Linked DNA regions of Mus musculus: all the other regions are linked to region 3. A link is a loop called in an ENCODE intact Hi-C map of the cell type or tissue named here. Cell type or tissue: left cerebral cortex. All regions are shown on one strand.

Region 1 (8,000 bases), 590 kb after region 3:
AGGCTCCGCCCCCGTCCCTCCCAGAGCAAACTAACTCTGGACTACCCTGAGCAGCCTCTGCCTAGCATGGAGAGCGGCGGCCGCGGCTGGCGGGCGACGCTGGAGACGCTTTCGCCCGCGAGGTAGTTGGCCGACGTTGCGCAAGGACGAAAGTGCTGGCGGGTGGCCGCGGCGTCTCCGCGAGCCCCCCGACGAGGCCGGGCGGGCTGCTGGCTGGCGGATTTCACCGCGATTCCCCCGGAGGCTCTTTGCAAAGCTGCTTGAAACTTCTCCCAAACTCGCCATGGATGTGGCGGCCGCTGCGTTGCCTGCTTTTGTAGCTCTCTGGCTTCTGTACCCGTGGCCTCTCCTGGGGTCGGCCCTTGGCCAGTTCTCAGCAGGTGAGAGGTTGGGGGTGGTCTGTGTCTGTCCACAGTCTTGGACTCAGGCAGGAAGGACTGACTGATTGCTGGTGCTGGGTTCGGGGATCCAGGGGGCGTCCGCTTAAGGTGGCGGGGGTGGTGGTGGTGCAGGTTGGAGCTAGGTCTGTCCTGGGAGTTTGTGTCAGGCGGGACGCAGGGCCAAGAGCTGTGCGCCCCCGTGCGCAGGTAACTTTTACGTTCTCGACCCATTGTTTCTGAGGCTAGTCCGGCGCGCAGACAGCCCAGGGTGTGCTGGATGGAGTGTGTGGCGACCTTGCTTTTCCTGGGTGTTCTTTTTGCCTGGGAGTCGGGAGCAGTCCACAGCATTAGTTAGGGAAGTGAGGAAGAAAAAGTACTTAGGGCTCCCGGGACCACGATTTTATGGCTCGCTGAGCTGGCTAGTGGCTCTCTGTCGCCAGACTGTTCAAAATTTCCCCGGGAAGTCTTTGTGAGAATTGTGGAGACACATAGGGACCGATCTCGGTGTGTTCTGCCAGGTGCTTTTTGTCCCGGGTATAACCGCCTCTGACTATTGTCCAGCTACTTCCCGGTGCCTCCTGGAGGCTCCTTCCTCCTCTGCTGAGGGTTCAGAGTTGCTCCTGGATAGATTACAGAGCACACAGCGTGGAGCACGTTGTATGTATACATTGGCAGAGTCCGTACGACGTTTGTAAATGTAGCTCTAAGGGTAGATTCAGAGCTGTCCTGGGCAGCGAGTTCTGGGCTCCCATTCCCGGAAGGCTTACCCTATTTATGGGGCGAAGCCACCACAAAGCTCAAATCTGGCTCCACACCACCCTGAGTCCGCCTGGGTGACCTGGGCTGGGAACGTTCGCTGTTCTCCTGGACAACCCAGGAGTGAGACGTGATGCGATATTCCAGGCTATCCCTTTGAGTTCTAAGTAAAACCGCTCAGATAAGTCCCAGGATTCCGGGTCTTTCAGACTGGTGGTCTCTGTTCCCGTCCAGTTTTGATATCCTGCCTGTAGGTCGCTGGCTTCTATGTATCTGCCGGCTCTGAAGTTTCACCAGGTGGACGCTGGGGAGCGGGCTCCCAGGTTTAAGCCTCTGCCTCCCACAAGGCTTTACAACTTTTCTGGTTAACCCACCCAGCCCAGCAAGGTTGGAGGGCGCATCCGCTGCTGCCTTGGTTCCCAGTGTTTGTGGAAACACAGAGTGGCCAGAGGGTGACGGGAAACGCGACAGCCGCGCTCCTGGCTGAACCAGCAGGATGGGAAGACAGAACTTACTTTGTACTTGATAGTTTCATTGTTGAGACTGCTCGATTTCCTGGAAATACACTCACCATGATGTTTTCCGGAGCAAATCGTCCCTTAGCTTTTCTTTCCCCCTCCCCTTTAGGAGTTAGACCTCGGAGTCTGGAGCTTGAGTGTATCCTCCTCGTAGGCAGAGACTATGAAATGGTAGCAGGCAAAGGAAAGACCGTGTGTGGGGTGGTGTGCAGAAGGCACCAGCTCTATGCAATGAATTCCGACGACTTAATTTAATTTTCTGGTTTCCGCGTTACCGAGTGTCTCTGCCATACAATGCTGTTAGTATTGGAACCATGCTTGATGTAACTCATTATATGCAGCAAGTTGGAGGGAGTATTGATTTCTACACGGTGCTTGTCGCTTCACGGAGAGCCTTGCTTGAGGAGGCATGTTATTTGTTAATTGAACTTTACCAGTTACATGATTAAACACATGTATTTAGAACTGGAGACTAGTGATGTCTTAGCAGCTGATGGATAGATTTTCAACATGTGAGAATTTTTTCTCTTTAAAAATGTTATTTATCATTTAATCACTGTGTACCGAGAGTGCCTCATCACACTGTGCAGATTTGTTTCTGGGAGTTTATAATGAATGCAGGCTCCACAGATCTGGCTCTCATCCTTATGTTTGCCCACAAATGAAGGCCTTTTATCTCTTGAGTTTAAAGTCAGATTGCGCACCTATCTGTTTTTCTCCAGAGATTGAAAGTTGGTTTTTGTAGACATCTCTTTTCTTCTGGCTGTCATAAATCATTTGGTATTGTAATGCCATTAAACTCTATGGCATATTTGTTAAAAAAAAAAAAAAGCATTGACTAGGGACAAGAAATTGGAAGTGCTTTGTTTTGTTCCTTGCTTCCCCCCTTCCCACTATTCTATTTTAAATGAGGAACTTTTGGAGGCATTTAAATGAACATGCTTTAAAGAGCTGAAGAGACATATTTTCTAAATTCTAAAGTACTTCATCCTACTATATATGCATTTTATAACATGATCACCAAGGGTGGTTCACCACTTTCCAGGAGTACTCTGTGGCTGTTAATGTAGGAAACATAACTACACATTTGGGAGGATAGTGTAGTTGGGAATGTGTGTATGTCATATATACATTGGATCTCTGTGTGTGTCTCAGTCACACATTTAACACTTTCAGAGTGCAACCTTCTCCTTTCTGTCTGCAGTTCAAGTGTAAAAGTGCTCCACAGTAAACATCTTTAAGGCCACGACTTTATCTATACATTTTACCTTTTACTTGAGTCTCTGAAAATGACACTTTTATCTGTATTCTATCCAGGAAAACTGAAGTGTGGGAAACCAGTCTGCTACTCCAGTCTATTTACTAGGCTGTGTAGCTGTTAATGTTGGTATCACTGTGGAAGCAAGCTTATTGTAGAACCCAAACCCGACAAAACCAGTCTCACTTGGAAACTCAGCTTTCTCATCTATAAAATGGGGATAATAATACCTGTCCTGACCTTTCCACATAGTTTTTATGAAGATCAAGTGAAGTCATTTATGTGCACTGTCAACTGTAGAGCATGGTGCAGCAACCTGGGGTGTAATCATCATAAATTATGGTAGCCCAGTGCCAGAGTTTCAGCTTTTATGGCTTTTAAACTCTTAGAACTCTCTTCTCAGCAAGTATAGGCTGTTCAGCAAGGAGTGTGTGTGTGTGTGTGTGTGTGTGAGAGAGAGAGAGAGAGAGAGAGAGAGAGAGAGAGAGTTCTTCCACTAGTCATCCATTTTCACCACAATTGATTCTGACCATGAGTTTATGATAGAAATCATCTTTGATCAATTTTTAGCTTAGCTATGCACATCTTTCAAAAATTATACTTATGTAAGAGTCACTGTTAATACCTCTAGTATCCTAACTACAGGAAAAATACTTGTGAATCTTGTTATTTTAAAGAAATTTCCTGGTTCAGCATTTTCTCAGTGCAGAGAATTACATGTGCCTTTGGATGCAGTCTTATCAATGACCTAGAGAGGGACTATTGTGTCTGTATGAAGTAAGCCTGAGAAAGCTGCTTTGGAAGAGGTCCTGGCATATCACCCTTCTCATCCCTTAGGAACTTACAACTCATCTGAACAGAACCACTTGCCTTGTGTTTGTCTTCTTGTCTCTAGTTCAAACTTAATTTTCTCTTATTATTATTGTCTACTGGGAGGAGACTCGGAGCCAGTCTGTGTTAAGGCTTGCCATTTCTTTTTCTAGTTTTGATTGACTGGTACCCTTCAGTGTCTAACTACATTACAATTGCAAACTGTACTCCAGGTCTGTTTTTCTCTCTCACTGGTTCCCTTATATCTGAATTTCCTTGCTCGTGAGATGTCATTTTGTGTCTGGACCGCCCAGACGGGAAGAGGCAGGTTTCGCTGCTGTTTGGTCATTGGCATGTGTGTTGCTGACAGCTCTTCTCTTTGTGTTCATGAATGTGAATCTCAAAAATAAATCAATAAATCAATCCCTCTGCTCCTCTGTCCCTCTTCCACACCCCTCCCACGCCTTGCTGGTAACAACTAAGCCCCACATGCATATTCAAAAATCAGAAGCTTTTGGTTTTCATCAAATATCTCTAGGAGCTGCTTTATATATGTTCTTAAATACTAGACGTATGACCAGTCCGCTACCCAAATCTAAGACAACCCCTTTGTTCAACATTGATGTATTAGTATGTATTTCTTGGATCCTCAAATAGGGTTTACATGCTATAGTTCCATGTAGAGAAAGTGTGTTGGCTCCCACTAATGTTTGTCAACTGCCTTTTACTGTTTCTGCCCGAGTGTGTTTCTGTGTGTTTTGACAGAGTAGGTCATGCTGAGTGTGAGTCGGCACTGTTTCCATTTCCTAGACTTGTTCTTCATTGAGGGGAGGACAGGGAATTGCTGAAGGTTGAAAGCAGGAAATAGCAAAACTGTTTACAGTTAAAAATGCAGTGTGCCTCTCTGTATATGTGTGTATGTGTGTTTATGTGTTCCTATGTGTGTATGTGTGTTTATGTGTGTGTATGTGTGTATGTTTATGTGTGTGTGTGTTTGTATCTTTATGTGTGTGTATGTGTGTGTGTGTTTGTGTGCTTGTGTGTTTATGTGTGTGTATGTGTGTTTATGTGTGTGTATGTGTGTATGTTTATGTGTGTGTGTTTGTATTTTTATGTGTGTGTATGTGTGTGCATACTTATATGAGATCATTTACTCAATTTTCAGAAGAGGGAAAAGATTCCTATTTTCTGAGTTGTTTACTAGAATCAGCCTTTGTCCAAACAGATTCATTTCCTATTCTGCGAATGTAAACATCTCCCTGTGTGCATCCCCCTCAGACTTTCCCTGCTGATCATGTGTGTCTGGTCTGTGTCCCTTTATCAAATGGTGTTTCTCTGCCTAAAAAGGTTGTAATTGCTTTTGAACATGATTTGGTTTTTCATCATAATCTATGCCGTTTGTCATAGTTACTGAAGAATTATACAAAGCATATCAAGTCACCATATATCTTAAAATGGTTTTTGATTACAAGCTATTGAATAATGCATCAATCAGACTACTTTTTAATTTCAACTGAAGCCCAAATGAGCCTGCATAGCCATTGAATAATTTTTTTTTTTAATGGCACAGACTGTTTCTTGCATGTATCTGTTTCTGATGCATGAAAGACTTCATAGTCTTTTTGGTAAGAGGAGGTAGAAAATTTGAATACCAGGTTGACTGATACTTTGAGATAAGTAGAATAATTTCTGTACAACTGGACTTTGGAAATCTTTTTGGAAGTTGCTACATTTGGGTGTTTATGGTATGAAGGCTAAGGTAGAAACTTTGCCAACTTCGGACTCCACTTGGTACAAACATGACAGGGAAATACCCGTGAAGTATCACAGCTACTCATAAGACACGTGCTACAGAGTCTGTTGTGAGAAGTGTGCCTGTCTGTAGTCTTCTATTCTTATGGGGACCTTTCGGTTGTGGTTAATGCTTTGGTAAGTTGGGTTACTGAAAACTCAGTTTCCCTAGTCTAAACCTCACCTTTTGTGATAGGCTTCAGGCAGGCTGTTGAGGTTCTGGGAAAACACTGAGGCAGAGTATGCAGGGACTGTATCGATCTTGCTGTGGAACATTGCCATTTCCGCACTTAACACTGCAAGAAAGAAAGCTTTTTTTTTGCATTCTGCTGTCTTGATAATCCATGAAAATTATTAGTGGCTTCTTCTTCTTCTTCTTTTTTTTTGTCATTTACAATTGTTTTAGATGCAAAGTAAGTAGTCTTAAGTGAAATAATTCATGTTTCCACTTAAGGGACCGCAGAACTCAGTGTATAAGAAAGTGGTGAGCTGGGTGATGCTGGCTGAATCCTCTACAGGCATCACTGAGTAGGGGTCCAGGAACAAAGCCAAGGGAAAGTCTTCTGGTTGAATTATAGTTTGCAGTTATTTAGTTGGGAGAGCTGAAAGCTTTAAGTCTGTATATCTTAATTATAGTGTGGACTTAATTGCTAAAGACTCATGCTAGGGAGAAGCTTAGGAATCAGAAAGATGGCACAGACAGCGCCCACGTATATTCCTGGAAAGATTACTGGACATGTTTCAGTATTTTATTTTTTCCTATTTTATAGACTGAGAAACCGATTTTGGTAGGAGGTGAAATATTTGTTTCATTTGTATATTACACTTACTAATAGCTACGCAATAAACTTCCTAGATTGGCCTCTGCATATTCAGCTATCCCAGTGCATCCTGCTCCTGAACCTACTGTCTAGGCGGATGCTCCAAACCTTGTCCAAGGCAGCTCCTGGCATGGCAGTAGAAACTATTTTAGTTTTATTTGGGCAGGGGGCTGTTCTAGCAGCTGCTGAAGTGGGAGTCAGGTCATTCATACCTTTTTGGTGTGGTTTGGCAGCCAAGGCCAAGAAGAAGGGAAGAAGCCTAATCAGGGCCAAAATGTCACGGCTGATTGCTTTTTGGTCATTGTGTTCCTCTACTGAAAGGTATCCTAACATTTGGTTGGTTTGTGGGACAGCAGCTTTAGCAAGGCTTAGGGCCATGTGGTGATCTGTGGTCAGACCCAGTCCTATACACACTGAACTGAAATTAAATTTCCATCAGCTGATTTGCTTGACTATTTTAGTTTTTGGAAACACTGCATTAGAACAAACAGAAGTGAGCTAAAAAAGACTGTCACGTGCCCTTTATTACAGAATTGCCAGAGTTTTGTACAAGGGTTAAATTATGTCATAAACTCAATTTCTCTGGGCTTATAATTCTTTCTTATAGATTAAAAAAAGATTTGTTATTTTATTTTATCCATATGAGTGTTTTGTTTGCATGTATGTCTGTGTGACTTGTGCTTGCTTGGTGCCTGTGGAAGTTAGACAAGAACATCAGATCTCCTGGAACTGGAGGTTTGGGCAGTTGTGAGCTGTTGTGTGGGCGCTAGGAATAGAACCCAGGTCCTCTGAGAAACAAGTGTTCTACACTACTAAGCCATCTGTCTAGCCCAAAATTTATAATTATTATTTATATTTACTTGATAATAATCTAGCATTCTTGACACATCAAAGCAATTGTGATTATGTAGATTTTCTTTTGTTCCGTTTAATGAACTCTCAGGCTTGAAAACAGCTTTTTTTTCATTAGAAAACAAATACAGAGCTAAATAGTCTTACTTGTTGACGTTATTTAAAAGAATATTTATAGGTACACACTGCCTAAGGGACCAGAAATGGTATGTGTAAACTATTTTTGCTTGATTTAATGTTGGTACAGGAAATAGTATTCCCTCTGACTTTGGCACCAGTAACCTCTAGCTTTACTATTCTCTCTTTCTTCCATGATCTGTGTAATAAGGATTGCATTTGCAGGCCAGTCAGATTTCATGAATGGGAGTTAGTAGGTAGACTATATTAAATTTCACAGGGGTTCTTTTTACTGTCTTTTCTGCTCATATTTAAGAACCGAGATTCTTGTCAGTTTTCTCAAGAGAAAAATTATGATGTAATAGACAGTGTACACTATTCATGTCAAAACACAATTTTCTTGCATTTTATAGCTTGGTTTAGCATTCTTCTAGAAAATGAATTTCCCCAGAAGACCTAATTGCCTTTTTATTAATGAGTCTGTGTGGTGTTCTTTTTTTTTTTTTTTTTTCCTCTCCATTTACTATTCTAAATGTGTCTACTTTTGCTAGCTGTTTCAACAGTGATGTCTCTGATTAAATCACAACTGCTATATTTGTTTTTGCTGTTCACTAGTGATTTGGAAAAATACTGGCATAATGACATGGTTATAGCACTGAGTGATGAAAGGCAAGAAGTGTGAAGTAATGTTAACCCC
Region 2 (8,000 bases), 160 kb before region 3:
ATTCATTCAGCTGTTTGCTTTACCTATGTTCTCCTGTGTTTCTTTAAGGAAGTTATTTATGTCCTTCTTAAAGTTTTCTTTTCATCATCATGGCATGTGATTTTTGACCAGAATCTTGCTTTTCTGGTATTTTGAGGTGTCATAGTAGTGGGAGAACTGGGTTCTGATGATGACAAGTAGCCTTGGTTTCTGTTGCTTATGTTCTTGCCCTTGCCTCTCTCCATCTGGTTATCTCTAGTGCTACCTGCCCTTGCTATCTCTGACTGAAGCCTGTCCTTCCTGTGATCCTGATTATGTGAGAACTCCTCAGAGTCCAGCTGTTTCTGTGATCCTGTGATTCTGGTTTCCTATGATCCTGAGATCCTGAGTGTGTCAGATTGTCTGGGATTTAAGATGCCTCTTGGATCCTGAAATCCTAATGTGACCAAGCTCCTGATAACCTGTTGTGTCAGAGCTCCTGGGAGTCAATCCTTCTTTGGGTTTTGCAGGGCTGCATGGGGTGCCAGAGTGCTGGGTTTGCTCATGGCACAGTTACAAGCCAGAAGGAACCCTTGCCTTGGCCTGAGTGGGGTTCCTATGTCCCTTGATCTATTCCTTCTAATATCAAGTTTTGGTCTGTATTTCATCTGTTGCCATTTGCATTCCACTGCTTTTCTTTATATTCAAATATGTTAATACCTTTGTTTTATCTTTGCTTGTGATAGAATCCTATAGCCCATACTGAATTAAACTCAAACCTCCTGCCTCAGTCTCCCAAGAACGTAGAGTACAGGTTTAAGGCTTCACAATCCCTTTATTATTTCTACTCATTTGCTTTCTGTTGGATAGGTTGCTTCGGTACTTTGATTGAAAGCCAATGACTCAAGGAAGTAAATAGTAAGTAAGTAAGTAAGTAAGTAAGTAAATGTCTAAACAATGCCTAACTGTGAAGGGTGGTAAATATGTAGGAAGATTCCCTTATCTAACTTAACTTACTCATTTAATTAAAAAAAAAAAAGATTTTTGTGCCCGTTTCAGTTTCACTTAATTATAAACTAAATAAAATAAAATGCACATAAACATTAATTATTAGTTATTATTAGCATAAAAATGTTCTTTTTATACTAATTTCCTAGGAGAATTAAGGTAAATATCAAAGTACTATTACAGGAATGACATATCTTTACTGTGAGACTATTCCTTGTGACATTGAACTGATCTTTGTGGTAGGTACTTTTGCATAGCAGATTACATAGTAAAAATAGTCAATGAATTTTTTTTTATTTTTTTTATGTTTGAACATTAATTCTCTCACTTATCCATAAGAGTTTCTAAATGTTCTTCCGGGCAGAAAACAGTTCCTGGGTCTCACTTTATTTCTAAATCATTGCTGATTGAGAAATGTAGAATTATGAATGTTGCCATTTTATCTTTTTTAAATATATAACCCTAAAAATGACTTTCAACTCCCTTATAAACTCTCACTTGGTGGTCAACAGCCTAATCAAAATAATGTTTCTCTACGCTAGCCACAGAAATAGATGGTATAGGAAAATAAGAATTATTTTTGTAAAAAAAAATCACATAAGTTTAATTCAATAATGTTCAGAGACATAACTTCAAACCTTAACAGCAGAGTACGAATAAAACTAGGAATGTTACTGAAGCCGGTTCTCAGAGAATTTCATGGACTAAGAGAACCACTTTTGGTAAAACTATTTCATTCTTCTAGGGGAAACCCTAAGCAAGTGATGTCATCAAAGGTCCAGCCATGTTGAGTTTACCAAAGCAGTAAATTAGGCTAACTTTGAAATTCCCAAACTGTTTCTGAACAGCAGCTGCTATAAGGGTTCTCTGATCTCTGACTCCTTCCTCCCCCACCTGTTTCCATCTACTCTTCCACAAATATCCTAAAACCAAGCAGGGATATTTGCCCAAGACATGAAAATAAAAACAGTATCCACTGCAATCCATGGGTAGATGACTTAACACTGGAGAAATAGATGGGGAAATTACACTAAAACAAAACAAAATAAAACAGACAAAACCCACAAGTAGTGCCTGCTATCTGCTCATCAAGGAGAAAAAAAATCATGTTATAATTACTATTGAGGAATTAATTCATAGTTGAGATGGTCACATTTTATTGGTGGACACATCAATGGGTTGTACTCTTCTGAGCTTCATCCACTATCCTTACATAGTCCTATAGCCCCTTATATATGGCTTACTTTCCACAGAGTAGTATTGTTTCACAGGATAAAATGTATTCTTCATTAAATTATCTTGTGCTCTGGAATTTAATGACAAGCAGGATGACCTGTGTCCTATCACAGTGTGTCCCAGGAAGGGGCTCTTGTATTATATGTTGTTACGATCCTAAGAGGTGAGGGAAGAGCTGCCATTATTATGGGAGCAGTTTCCCAGTGTCTCTCTTTTCTATTGCAAGCAGCTGTGTAACTACACAGATAAGAAAACATTCCTGAATCTGTTCCATCTACATTTAAGAAAAATGTGATTACATCTCATAAGTAAATTTTTACCTTATGAATTAACCCTAAAAACAGTAGAGGGGAGTATACTCAAAGCCTACAAACCATGCCTATCAATAAAACTCAGTGATTAAGCAGATGTAAAAGAAAATCATGATGCACTATTCTTATCAGATTCTGGCAGTGGCTCTTATTCAAATGGCAGTTACTGGAAGAAAAAAATTTAGCCTCAACTATTTAGAAAAGTGGCTTTATTGAATTTACAAACAAGGACCTACAATTTTCCATTTCCTTAGCAAGATATTAAATCAAGCAAGCTAAGTGTGTCATCATGACTATAATTTACATGATGTGACATGACAGTTAAGATGTACTGTGGTAATTTCTGAGAGCTGGCAGTATTATTGTAGTATCAAAAATTTATATGGTTCAGTTATTAAGGCAAATTGTTTCATTCATACTGAGGAAGCTGACAGCAATCCACTGAGGGCTTTCACGGTACACTAGAAAATGCCTTCCATAGTCAAACAATTTGCACACTCCGTTACCATCGTTTTGCTCACTGAATGGAAATTGGGACAGAAGTAGGCAGGGCTTTGTGGAGTAAGAAAGATCTGCTGTGGAATATGAAGAGTTTCATTGTGGGTGGTTAGAAAAAACAGGTCAGCCAGAGGAGCGAAGTTATCTTTGGGATCCAACCACTATGAACAGGATGTCCAAATCCTTTGCTCTGCTGTTATTTAATATCCCATTTGCTTGCTTTTCTTCTGTTGGTTTGATTTTCAGCCAACAGAAAGAAAAGGCATATGACCAAAAAAGAAATAATGGAAAATATGATAACGGTAATTTCTATTCATAGCTGCCTTTAATTAAATAAATTTTAATATAAAATGGGTGGGGGGAGGAAGAGAGGAAGGAAGGAAGGAAGGAAGGAAGGAAGGAAGGAAAGAAGGAAAGAAGGAAGGATAGATCTGAAACTCCTCAGATTTTGACCCAAATTTCTTCCTGAAGCTCCTTTTGGGAGTAAAAAGAAGTTTATTTTTATTTTTACTTTTTGGCAATGTTAAGCAGAAGAAATCCAAGCTGCATGCTGTTTTGTTCTTGTCAGGAATATAGGAGATTTCTAAATAGGATAAAATGACTTCAAGTCATAAAAGGCCTAGCAAATAAAAGTTTAATTATATTTTATCACAGCTATTGAATTTTATGCAACATATGCTGTCTTTTTTAAAATACATACTCATTGAAAACCTACTTTATTCATTTACACATTTTTCATAGTAGTATTTAGAAGCCTGTTAAAAATAAGAACCTGGCTATGAGTAGAAATGTTTCAATCAACTAAATTACCAATTCCCATTCACTGAGCAGTATATGAGTTACTATTATTTCTATTACTATTGCTCACATATTATGCAATACAGTCAATAATTGTAAATATACTTTTGTTTACTTAACCAATGAAGGGGTTTTTTTTTGGTATTGACAATATGTGATTAGAAATGACAGCTGATAATGTTACCCCATCACAATCTTCTGGTGTAATTAATGAGGTAACTTAATCCATGACAAGATATTAATTTTCATTACAAGAAAAATATTCACAAAATTCTTAAATTTAGTTTTTAACAAATGGTTTGGCAAAAGAAAACAGAATTCTAAACATCAAGAAATACATCTAGAGAGAATTAATGTACAATAGAAAAAGCTTTACACACACACACACACACACACACACACACACACTGTGAATTTTCAAGGCCAGTCTCCTTGTTTATCTCTGTGTGTATTTTATTTGTGTCTGCTTGAAGACAACGTGTGCTTTTAATATGGCAAGTTCTATCTTCTTATAGATAGATACTTCTATCTCCAACTTCTATAAGACACGTAGTTTTCATGTGCCTCATAGCAAGTATTAAAATAGATACATAATAAATCAGTTTTTCCAGTTAACATGAATATTAGATAGCAGGGTAAAGGCAACTACTTTGCCTATCAGTTTTAAGATAAAATTGAGACAGACAAAGAAAACTTTGTTAAAAAAAAAAAAAGAAAAAGAAAAAAAACACCCCAGACTACTGTAAAAAGTAGTTATACTTAAATAAACATATCATACCTTCCTCCAATATCTAAAATATGTTTTTCAAAATTTTACCTGGAACTTAAATGAAAATCTAAGGGTACCACAGGCCTTTGATATCTCCTATTACATCAGGCATGCCACATAGAGAATGCCCAACTTTATCTCATTTAGTTGCTCCTATAAATGTAATAGAGTGTGTGTATGATTTCATTTAAATTTATTAAATCAACTCACTTTCTAGATAGGTGGGTTAAAATACAGTTGCAAGAAGAATGTCAAAAATGGACTTACTCTGTTTCCCAGATATGGAGGCGGTGCACTCCAGTAGTAACCATCAAGCAGGGATTTCCGGGCCTCAGAGTTACTGATGCTGATCTGCTGAGGTGAGTCAGGGTTATCAAGCTGGGGAGCCATCCGAATGCGGCCAGAGAGGTCTGTGAGATACCAACCACGCATGTCTTGAATCTTAAAGAAAATATAAATTCATCAGTTAAAAAACACAAATAAACACACAAACAAGAAACAGCAGCAGCTTTTTGTCCCTCTGGCATATTGACTGGGGTTTTTGACTAAAAGTAGGGAAAAGCTACAGACACTGTAAACATAGGATATATATATATATATATATATATATATATATATATACACACACACACATGCATATACACGTACATATACATATATATTATGTATATATATATATACATATACATATATTATATATATACATATACATATATATTTTGCATATATACATATATATTATGCCTATATATACATATATATTATATATATCATCAATATTACCATATACACTCACATAGAATCCATTGTTTATTTTTGAATTGAAGTTTTTGAGAATCTGATAGAACTATATCATGATCAGTTTACTGTTTCCTTAAACTGTGATTCCAAGTACTATTTGTGTGTGCGTGAGTGCAAGTGTGAGTGTGTGTGTGCGTGAGTGCAAGTGTGAGTGTGTGTGTGTGTGTGTGTGTTCCTCATTGCGCTGTACCTTTTAGTGTTTGGACATGGTCTCTTGCTTACCCTGGTGCTGATGTAATGAGACTGCCTTCAAGTCCGGGGACCCTCCCCTCTCTGACTCCTGCCGCTGGGATTATTGATGTCCCATTGCACTAGCAATTTATGTGAGCATTAGCAGTTTAAACTCGAGCCCCTTTGCTAACTGAACCAAAAATAGAAATCCATTCTAATTTATATCAGGTGTTATAATGTTATATAATATATCAAATAATTTGACTTAGAATTTCACATTTTTCACTTCAGTAGTATTTCTTACTGTCTTACTAAACCTGATATTTCACAAGTGTTGTATATGCATTTATAAGGCAGAAGACAAAGGAAATCATACATGCAGGACCTAAAAGGTTCCTTTCATTCAATATTTCCTGTCTTCCTATTTTATGAATTTTCTGTTTTGAGGCTCCAGGTCATTTGAATCCACAGTGATGTTGCTATGACAACGTCTCCCCAAACTGCATATATTCTTAACCATAAGATCAGAAGGACTCTGGGGACTCATAGCTTGGCCCAGAAAGGAATCATTTTAAAGGAGGAATAAAAGATGAGTAATGATTTGCCTTACATTATTATAGCTCAGTCAAGGTCAAGTATACACTCCCACTTCCAACTGAAACCATCTTGTATAGACAAAACTGTTGGCTGAACTGGAAGGCTAGGAGATACCAGACTTGTATTAGTTTTATCATCTCTGTGATCAAATACCCAACATCAACAATTTCAGAGGGAAAGAATTTATTTTTTTCCCATCTTCCAGATTTGTCTACCACAGTGGGCAGATAGTAGTAGAGAAGAACCATTTAACTCACGGCAGCCAGTGGGCAGGGCATAAAGATGAAGAATCCATGGCATCATGTCTGCTCCCCAAACTTGCCCCACCATGCCTTACTCCCTCTGAGCAGGCCCAACATCCAGTATTCCTACCGTCTCCCAATAGTCTATGCAAAATTTTCTTCCATGAATAGAATAAACCATTGATTAAATGAGAGTCCTTCTGACCCAGATGTCTTTGCATAGATTGAGAGGAACACTCTCCTCAGACTACAAGCTGATAACCATGGTTATTCACCACAGAGGCAGCCATTTTCAGAATTTTACTGCCTAAGAGATAATTTATGTTACAAGCAATAGCAATCACTGTAATAAGACTAACAATGTATATAATAAATATAATTTTAATTTTCCTTTTATGTAGAGACTATTTAGTTTTTGATCATTTTAAAAGCTTTGGGATAGTGAAGACTGCCTTGGTCAAAAGAAAATGTCAAACCAGGTCAAAGGCCATTGGCTTGGTAGCCAATAGTAAATTCTGACCTTTGGTTCCCTTTTAGACTTTAGCTGTCTTTAGGTGTTCTGAGACATCTGGGTAGGAGTGTATATGTAGGTTCTGAAGATCAAGACTTTCTACCTAATCCCTGTCCATGAGAAGCCATGAAACTTAAATCTATTGGTGGCATTATCAGAGATGTTATGCATGATTCTGTAAAATTAGAATTTGAGTCCATTTGTTATTATTTCCTTGAGGTTTGCCTTGAAATCAATACATTGGATAAGTATAAAGATATTCACACTTAGCTATACAAGTGCATTCAGAAACTACTTATTTCATATTTGACTTACAAGAAATATAAACAGACCAATATTAGATGATTGTGTTCTGGATTCGTTGACAGATCAAACCTGGGAGAAAGAAGTGTTTAGGAGGTAGTGTTTCAGAGTAGCAGTCTGTAGAACATGACTGTATGCTACTCTGCAGTTCACAATCTATTAATAACTATCCAGGTGGAACACCAAGTGTCTCAGAGGCCTTTTTCTTGAAGTTTCCTTCCTCACCCACCCTGAAGGTCTCTTTCCAGCCTGAATCCTCTATGCTCCGCACTCAAAGCCCAGCCAATGTAAATGTGGCAATTCCCAGATCTCGTTTACTATTTATGTTTTCTACTGGGAAAGAAATGGCTCTCCACAGACAGGCAGTGGGAAGCACAGTGGGCAATGTGGGTAAAGATATAAAACATGTTTATTTGGAGAAAGATACTCTAAGTTATTGCTGAAGAACTAATAAGTCAGGTTTTTCTTAAGTGACACATGGATTGTGTTGGTGAATGGAATTGCAATATTTACTATGGTGCTCTTACATTTCTTCTCATACCTCTTGTGCTTAGGAGGAAAGCACCACAATTTTTAGTATATTTCATTTTTGGGACTTGACCACAGCTATATCAACTTCAGAGAGGAATCAGTCTATACATTTCAAACAGTATTTTAATAAAGATTATTTTAGTTCTCTGTGTGTGTACACTTGCAGGCACACACACACACACACATGTGGGTAAGGTAAGTGCATATAAGTATGGGAGCCCACAGAAGCCAAAAGAGGGTGTAAGATCTCCCTGGAGTCAGAGTTA
Region 3 (8,000 bases):
GCTGTTTGAACACACACATAAAAATGCAGGAAAACACAAATATTCTGCTGCTTCTTGTAACTACTTAAAACTCAGCATTTTACAGTCACTGAGCGCAGTTTTGCTAATAATGCTTTTTGCTTTTCATTTACCAAGTATACATAAACTCTCACACATAATGAGTTTTCTGTCAGAATTTTATTTTTGTCTTTTAACACCCTCCTGTGAACAGTTGACTTTCAGTTCCTTGAAGGCTGGGGCTGTGGTGTCTTAATCTTTTCATTCTCAGATACTAGTCTTTAAGCACACACATGAAATCAACAACAACAAAAACTCATTAAAGATCCCTTAAAATGAGTGAATCACCTGAGACTATTTAAAAAATTCTACATGGAGTACATTCATTATATTGTATCTGATCTAAAATAAAGCCAAAAACAAAATAAAAATCATTTATGCATCTGTCAGTCAGGTGCATGAACCATGAACCTTTGGGCCATTGTAGATAATACATATGGAACCCTCAAATTTACATAAGTATTTTTACTTTTCTCTGGATTAAGTTCCCCCACTCTCTCTCACTCCATTTCTCCCCTCCTCCTTCCTCCTCTCCTTTTATCCCTCCTTCACTCCCTTCTTCTCTCTAACATATAAATCTCTTACATATACTGGGTGAGCACGGTTAACTCAATTGTAAAAAGCAAATCAAGGAATAACAACAATGAAAGATGGCTTTCTAAATATGAGACACGCTTTTCTAGCCAATGAAGGTTCTTCTGAAAGTATCCGACATATGCTCATTGAATTTCTCCAGCAGTTATTCAAGTGAGAGAGACATAACATCACAAAGTGATGGGCACAAGCAAAGTCTTTTGTCTCCACAGAGCTACAGAGCAGTGCAACACAATTATGTAACATAGTTTCTGAATAAATGTCATCAAGCCTACTGCCATATTAAGAACAAAAAAAGGATCTGAGTGGAGTTGACAGTTAAAGAGTCTCAAAATTAAGGAAATGGAGTCTAGCTTGAGGTCAGTCAGAAGGTGAACAATGATAACAGTAGACAGAATTCCAGGGAAACAAGCCCCATCTGGTATTCACATTCCTAGGAGGGGATCAGGACACAGGCTTGGTGAAGACAAAGTGAACACAGACCTGGAGCCAGTTATCTACCTCTCAGCCAGCAGCTTCCCTAGGAAACAGCACTACATTCCAACTGAGACTCGGAGGAACCTTTAATATGCAAGCAAACCTAACTTTATACCTACACATAAGATATTTACAACTGGTCACCCTAAGGTCTTTGAAGGGACGTGGACACCAAGGGGCTGGAAGGTGGCCCAGTGGGTGAATTACTTGAGCTCTAATGAGTAATTGTGCTTGGCTCCCCAAAACCCATGTAAAGCCAATGTGGTAGGGTAGATCTTTGACCCAAGTTCTTCTAAAGAGAGTAATGTTGCAGGGACAGTGGGAATTACTTTCTATAATATGAAAAAAAGAAAGGGCTTCTTACACTAAAGCTGACTGATTCCCAAGCAGCTTGGCAGTCATTTTGAGGCCTCTGTTGCCTCTGGCTATCCTACTTAGGATAAATGGAAACATCTCTTTCATGTGTCCAAGGAAGGTAAGAATTGGGAGTGTCTCTTCCTACAAGAAAGATACCCAACATGGGAAATTTTATCTGAAATCTGATACAGAAGCATTCATGCAACTGTCCTCTAATTAAATATTCCTAATCAGTTTGCATCCCTGACTCCGACAATATGACTGCATAAAATTCTATGATTTTTGAGGTTTTATGTTCAGCCATACATGGTACACTCTTATTTATACTTTCTGGTATGTAGTTGCATGGTCATTAGAGCTTCCATTGCAGATGCCTAATGCAATCTCTATTCACTCTAGATATTTTCCCTCATGCTAGCACATCAAGAAATTTCTTCATCAACCTGTTTTAGTGCCATAAGATTTTTTTGCTTTCCCAGTAAATTGCTTTTTTGTTTCCTGTGTGAAACATCTGATTTATGTCTACATAATCCATGAGTTTATTGTTCTCTCCCTGAATCTTGATTAATGTTCTGTCTACTCTTGTACCACTGGCTAATTTAGAACTATATTGTGTCATCTGAACTCATAAGCTGGTATTATATCCTGAAATTGCTCTAGAGGGGAAAACATTTGGGGATTTGATTCCGGTATTATAACCAATGGCTGGGCATTTTTTCCTTATTTTTATAAAATATTATTATTGCCACCAGGAGGAACTTTGGAACTTAGAATTCACAGTTTACAGTAAAATATTCCAAAATATGGTTCATTTAATCAAAATAATAATAATTACAAGTTGAAAATATGCTATGTACTTAATCAAGAATATATCTATATGATTAAGCCAGAGACCCCATTTGTTTGGGCTCTAAATCCATTCAGACCTCAAGGTTATCTTATCAAATGATGTGTTTTCAGTGTATGGATTTCTTCACTCACAAAAAGTGAAGGTAAATATTAACTTGTCCCAAGCATGTTGAAACAAGGAATATAAACACCATTTTGAAAATGCTAGATATTTGCTTGACAACAACCAACATGCCCAGAAAAACATTATTCTTTAGTAACATAAATGTTGCCTACTTTGTCAGATTTGGAAATCATGTTTCTGAAAGAAATAGGTAGATTTGGAGCCTCAATATTGTAAATGAAAATAATATTTATTGATTATCTCTCACTAAACCAAATTGAAACACTGTCAAATATTTTATCTGCTCAACATAATTCCAGATCCAATAAAATGCTCAAATACTTGACAAATAAATTAACCAGAACACAAATACAAGATGAGGCAAATGCTAGCATCATTCATAGACATGAACACTGCAAAGAGTGCTACAAGTGGTTTATAATTCAAAGCGTGATTGTAGATATATGCTCACAGGATTTGGAATCTAACTGAAGCAGCATTTCCTTCTTTATAATCTGCAGATGTTATTTTTATTGTCCTTTTAAATTCTGATTATTCTCCATGACACTTTAGTAGTCTTCATTTATATTAAAAGAGATTAACATAACTAATTAGTTTCCTATGCATTGATGTAAATTAAAGAAGTCCACTTTCTTTATTACCACAGATCTCTAGAACCATAAATAATTTTCAGTTAACCGTGAGATGAAATATGATGATTTCCTCTAAGTAATCAAGGTATTTTATATTATCACCATAATCTACAATATCTATCAAAATGTATTCTAATTTTTTCCTATTTAATTCTCAATTAAAGTGCCATTTTGTAGTTAAAAGAGTTCCACCTTCCATCTGAATGCACCACCCAACTTCCTACCTTCTCTAGCTCCTGCTCATGCCTGCACATGAATTATTCCTCATAAATTCTAGAAGTGTTTTCTTCAAAATCTGCTTAAATTCATTTCTTTGGGCTAAAAATAAATCTTCATTCCTCCTTCTCCTTCAGCAATGACTTTACAGGATATGACATTTTACTTTAAAATCCTCCTTTTATCTTTTATTTTTTAATGCAGATGGACTTCTGGCATAAGACGCCATGTTTCTACCAGTTTGAATTTCCAGAATGCCTAGCATATCTGTAGGTGTATTATAAACACACAAAAGTTCTTAATAAGTACAACTCCATTCACTTACAACATAATAATATAAAAGTTCCTGTAAAAAAAATGTATGTGGACTCATCTCCACATATAAAAACCTGCCAGTCAATTTGCTAAAAGTATGTACATATAGGCAAATTATTATGTGTGAGTCATTTATTCTTTCAACAAATATTTACAGTGCTTGCTATAAATATATGAGACTGCGTGGTTGTTAATTTATCCAAGTTCTTCATGATTTGGCTGAGAAAGCCTTGTATATGGAAAAGATAGAATGTGTTGATAATAAACTAAAGGCCTTTTATTCATGGAGAGATTCCTCTATTTTTTCTCTTTTCAACTCTTTTTCTTTTTCTTTTAACAGGACTAAGATCTTCTCTTTCAACCAGGGACATTACTTTTAAGTTTTCATGCCCAACAGTTGACATTTTTTTTTTTTACTGTCTAAAAATCAAAACTAGCTGGAATTTTCCAGTTTTAAAAATGTTCAGTTTTAGTTACACATGAATAGAGAAAGTTAGGTCTGAGCAGATGGCTGTCAAAACACCAATGACTGCACACCATGGCTGAGAACTTGCACACAAAAATATGCAACTTAGTGCACAGTATAGACTTCTTCCATGTAAATGCCAATGGCCATCTGGCTTGGAAGCTCTGCAAAATCAATTTGATGCAATTCTATATTTGCCCTGTCTTCCATGGATATTAAAGTATATCAGCATCTGTTAGAATCTCTAACAGGAAAAAAAATTGTCCCCCGAACCATTCCATGCTTCTGCATTTTACTTTCCAACATTAAAAACAGCTGGTTGCAGAAATATGACTCCCACAATGAGGCATGTCACTCACATGAATGGAGATGGTTGGAGACCAGAAAGAGTTAATGTGCTTCACTTAGAATAAACCCTTTCCCCTATGGGACCACAAAAACACTAACTGTTCACAAGTAGCTTTATTCTTATTGTTTCTTAAGAGTGTAGCTACTACATTCCTCTTTGCATTTAGGTTCAACTTTATGTACACTTATGCAAAATATTTCTACTGCCATATTGCTGGAAATTCAACAATCTGTTTGCTTTAATTAAATTGTTACATAACTTAATAGAAAAATATACATTCTACAAATTGGGTTGCTATATAGTGAATATAACTACCATAGGCATTTTTTTCTGTTGGGTCAAAACATATTTTTGTATTCTACACAACAAAAAGTTAATTGCTATTATGATCTTATGTGGTAGAGTCTTTTATGCTAGATTATATTAAATATGAAATTACTAACAGATATTACAGGAAAAATCCTCAAAGAAAAATGTTTATTATTGAGGAAGTATACTAGAATACAGAGAACACAAATTGCAGTTGATAACTGAGTTTGATTCAATAAAGGAATATATCATATAACATTGCATATATGTGTGTGCTTAGATGTGTTCTATATTTTAAGTGTAGAAAGATTGGAGACCTATTCTGAAAGTTGGGATGCAAGAGCAAATACTTTGTTCCACCAAAAAGAAATCACTGTGAATGTTCCTGTTGCTCCTCAATGCAAATGGCATTTACTTAAATGAGCAGTAGCATCCATAGGTAGATTGTGACCTCAGAGCTCTCATCTCTGTTGTTCAGTGGCTGGGCAATTTCCTATTAAAAGTGTATGAATTTGCCCATACTACTGAAAAAAGCAAAAGTGGTTTCCATGACTTAAATATTCTTAGGTCTTTTTTTTTTTTTTTTTTTTGACTTCTGATATGGTTAGTCTCTTTCCTCTGAGAACCCTTCAGTTTATGTAGAATTCCTCCTGGACCCAGTTGTAATGACGTTGGTGAATAATGTGATGGCAGCCACACTGAAGTAAGAGCTAATCCCCTCATCCATGAGGATAAAGTTATCATTCTCTAACCCTGATTCTAAAATATCCTTCAGAAAAATTTGTGATCTGAGCTTGTGAGTTTGTTTAAAGAATAGCATGTCCCCAAATACCATCCCTTCTATTAAAATGTACACCACTTCTTTTTTAGAAATTCATGCAAGCTTAGAGTACGGGAAGGGGAAACTAAGAAAAAAAATTGCATTTTTGTAATTGAAAGTGAAAAGTCTCCTTTATATAAAAATAGAACATATTTCATATAATTTTCTATATCTCAATGATCTCTTTCCTCAATGATTGGAACTAAATTTCTTAGTCAGGGTTTCTATTCCTGCACAAACATCATGACCAAGAAACAAGTTGGGAATGAAAGGGTTTATTCAGTGGAAACTGTTCATCACCAAAGGAAGTCAGGACTGGAACCCAAGCAGGTTAGGCAGCACGAGCTGATGCAGAGGCCATGGAGGGATGTTATTTACTGGCCTGCTTCCTCTGGCTTGCTCGAATTGCTTTCTTATAGAACCCAAGACTCCCAGACCAGGGATTGAACCTCCCACAAGGGGCCCTCCCTCCTTGATCACTAATTGAGAAAATGCCTTGCAGCTGGATGTCATGGAGGCATTTTCTCAACTGAAGCTCCTTTCTCTGTGATAACTCCAGCCTGTGTCCAGTTGATACAAAACCAGCCAGTACATAGACACTCGGTTAAGTTCTCAATACAGACACCTATAATGTTTAACAGAGAACATTCACTCTTGCAAAATTCATTTATAAATGTTATGGACACTGAAACTATTTAGGAATAGACTAATTTTAAAATGAAATTCTTAAGACCTTGGGTTTTTATTCTGACTTTACTACACTGTTGCTTAATCAAAAAATGGAAAGATACATTTACATTATAAACCATGTAAGTTTATTTAGACATATCTTTGGGTACATGCTAAATGGGCTAAATATTTTTATTTGATGTACATTTCCACTAGAAAGTAGAAAGTAATTTTGTCATACTTCCTACATTTTCCCACATGGTTTGGTACAATTATCTTATATGTATGTACCATGGAGCTTAAATAAGCTCAATAATGAGGGTGAACATAGGGTCTATGTAAACATTCTGGGTACTAGAGAGATAGTTCAGTTGTGTAGAGCTTGTAATACTCTTATAGAGAACCCTGTTCAATACCTAGCAAACATGTCTGAGACTCCCACCCATATATAGTAACTCCAGCTCCAGGGGATTTGATGTTCTCCTCAAGCTTCTGAGTGTAGTGGGGAAATGTGCAAAAGCCCACACATGTACACTTGAATGCACACATTTTTTAATTTCTTCAGACATTTTTGAAATTATGAATTATCTTGCACAACTGTAACAAATGTAAGAAAGAACTACCATGCTCTTGTTTATGCAGCTTTTAAAAATGTCTTTCAATATGACCAGCAGGTCAGCCTCACTCCACATTTTCATGGTTATTATCATTTAGTATAGAGTCAGTGAGTATGTATTTTTCATCGATGTGATCACTTTTACATAATATTTTCAGACACACCCAACAAATACTATTGCATGGAATGAATGGAAATTACAAACATATTAATGATAAAAATCAGGTAATGATATTACCTGATTTCTCATAAAGCTAATGGAATCTGACTCATACATCTTAAGTAAAATCAGATGTGGTGCATCCTGATACAAGGTGTAAATTTGAGAGAGATCTGATCAACTGTCTAAGCAGGGTTTACCACACCAAAAGCAGACTATCAGCATGTGTAGTAAATTAATATCTTGGGTGTGATTCAAACATGGGTGGATGGCATTGGCATTGGGCATATAGAGAAGGAGAATCAAATCAAGAGACATTTACAAGGTACAAGCAGTGACATTGTGGGTCCATTAATGAAAGGATAAAACATAGCATGATTGAAGTATTATCCAGGTTTCTGTGCTGATTACCAGTTACATAAATGGATACAAGGTGACAGGGAAGAACACAGATGTAACAACATATATTCTAGCTTGTTTTTTCTTTACAATAAAAGAAACTATACAAGTGAAATATTGAAAGGATAAGGCAAGGGAAATTTTCTAGAACCCAGACATTCATCAAGCTGTTGGCTATATTATGGTTTATGTATAGCCACAGAGTAACATATAAAATATAACTAGGAAAGCAACATAATAATGTGAAACCATGACAATGAGGTGGATAAAGATAATCTACACTGGAATGTAGATACAGACTTCGTTAATAAATATCTAAACTGGAAACCATCATTTCTGAATACAAATTAGTTTTGTGTACAATGATATATTCAAGTTAGATGCTCTGCTCTGTTTGTTGAGTGTTAGTCTATCGTCTATAAAAAAAGCTTCATCAAGTAGGAAGTTGAGAGGGCAATTTTTTTGTTATATTAAGTGTTCTTATTGCTGAAAGGAAAATTTACCCTCTGAGCTACACTGGGAAACACATTTGAGGTGCGATGATCTTATTCAGGCTCTTCACATTCGTCTCTCTATTGATTTTTGTTCACA

Evidence for each region. Peaks named below come from ENCODE experiments on the same cell type or tissue, not always from the same donor. Only the 100,000 strongest peaks of a DNase experiment are listed, where the experiment ranks them.
Region 1: a loop joins it to region 3, with 3 times the contacts of the local background. A loop is called at or near these places in 2 of 42 quality-filtered maps.
Region 2: it touches region 3 in a loop (13-fold over the local background); 2 of 42 quality-filtered maps call a loop at or near these places.

The regions. Positions count from the first base shown.
Region 1 is chr10:28,074,798-28,082,797 of GRCm38, forward strand. Ptprk (protein tyrosine phosphatase, receptor type, K) reads left to right here and starts at 23. Exons shown (of 32, transcript NM_008983.2): 1 at 23-380. The coding sequence starts at 284. In left cerebral cortex, CTCF peaks have their summits at 1,462 and 3,663; DNase peaks (open chromatin) are centred at 516, 554, 960, 1,822 and 3 more places; H3K4me3 peaks cover 3,534 bases; H3K27ac peaks cover 2,209 bases.
Region 2 is chr10:27,319,736-27,327,735 of GRCm38, forward strand. Lama2 (laminin, alpha 2) reads right to left here. Exons shown (of 65, transcript NM_008481.2): 12 at 4,846-5,019. Among named protein-coding and RNA genes, the nearest start is that of 4930579H20Rik, 66 kb to the right of the region's middle. In left cerebral cortex, no CTCF peak of the experiment used is centred here; DNase peaks (open chromatin) are centred at 3,077 and 3,504; H3K27ac peaks cover 1,978 bases.
Region 3 is chr10:27,480,032-27,488,031 of GRCm38, forward strand. The region is part of intron 1 of Lama2 (laminin, alpha 2); the gene reads right to left. Among named protein-coding and RNA genes, the nearest start is that of 4930579H20Rik, 94 kb to the left of the region's middle. In left cerebral cortex, no CTCF peak of the experiment used is centred here; DNase peaks (open chromatin) are centred at 4,201 and 6,720; H3K27ac peaks cover 886 bases.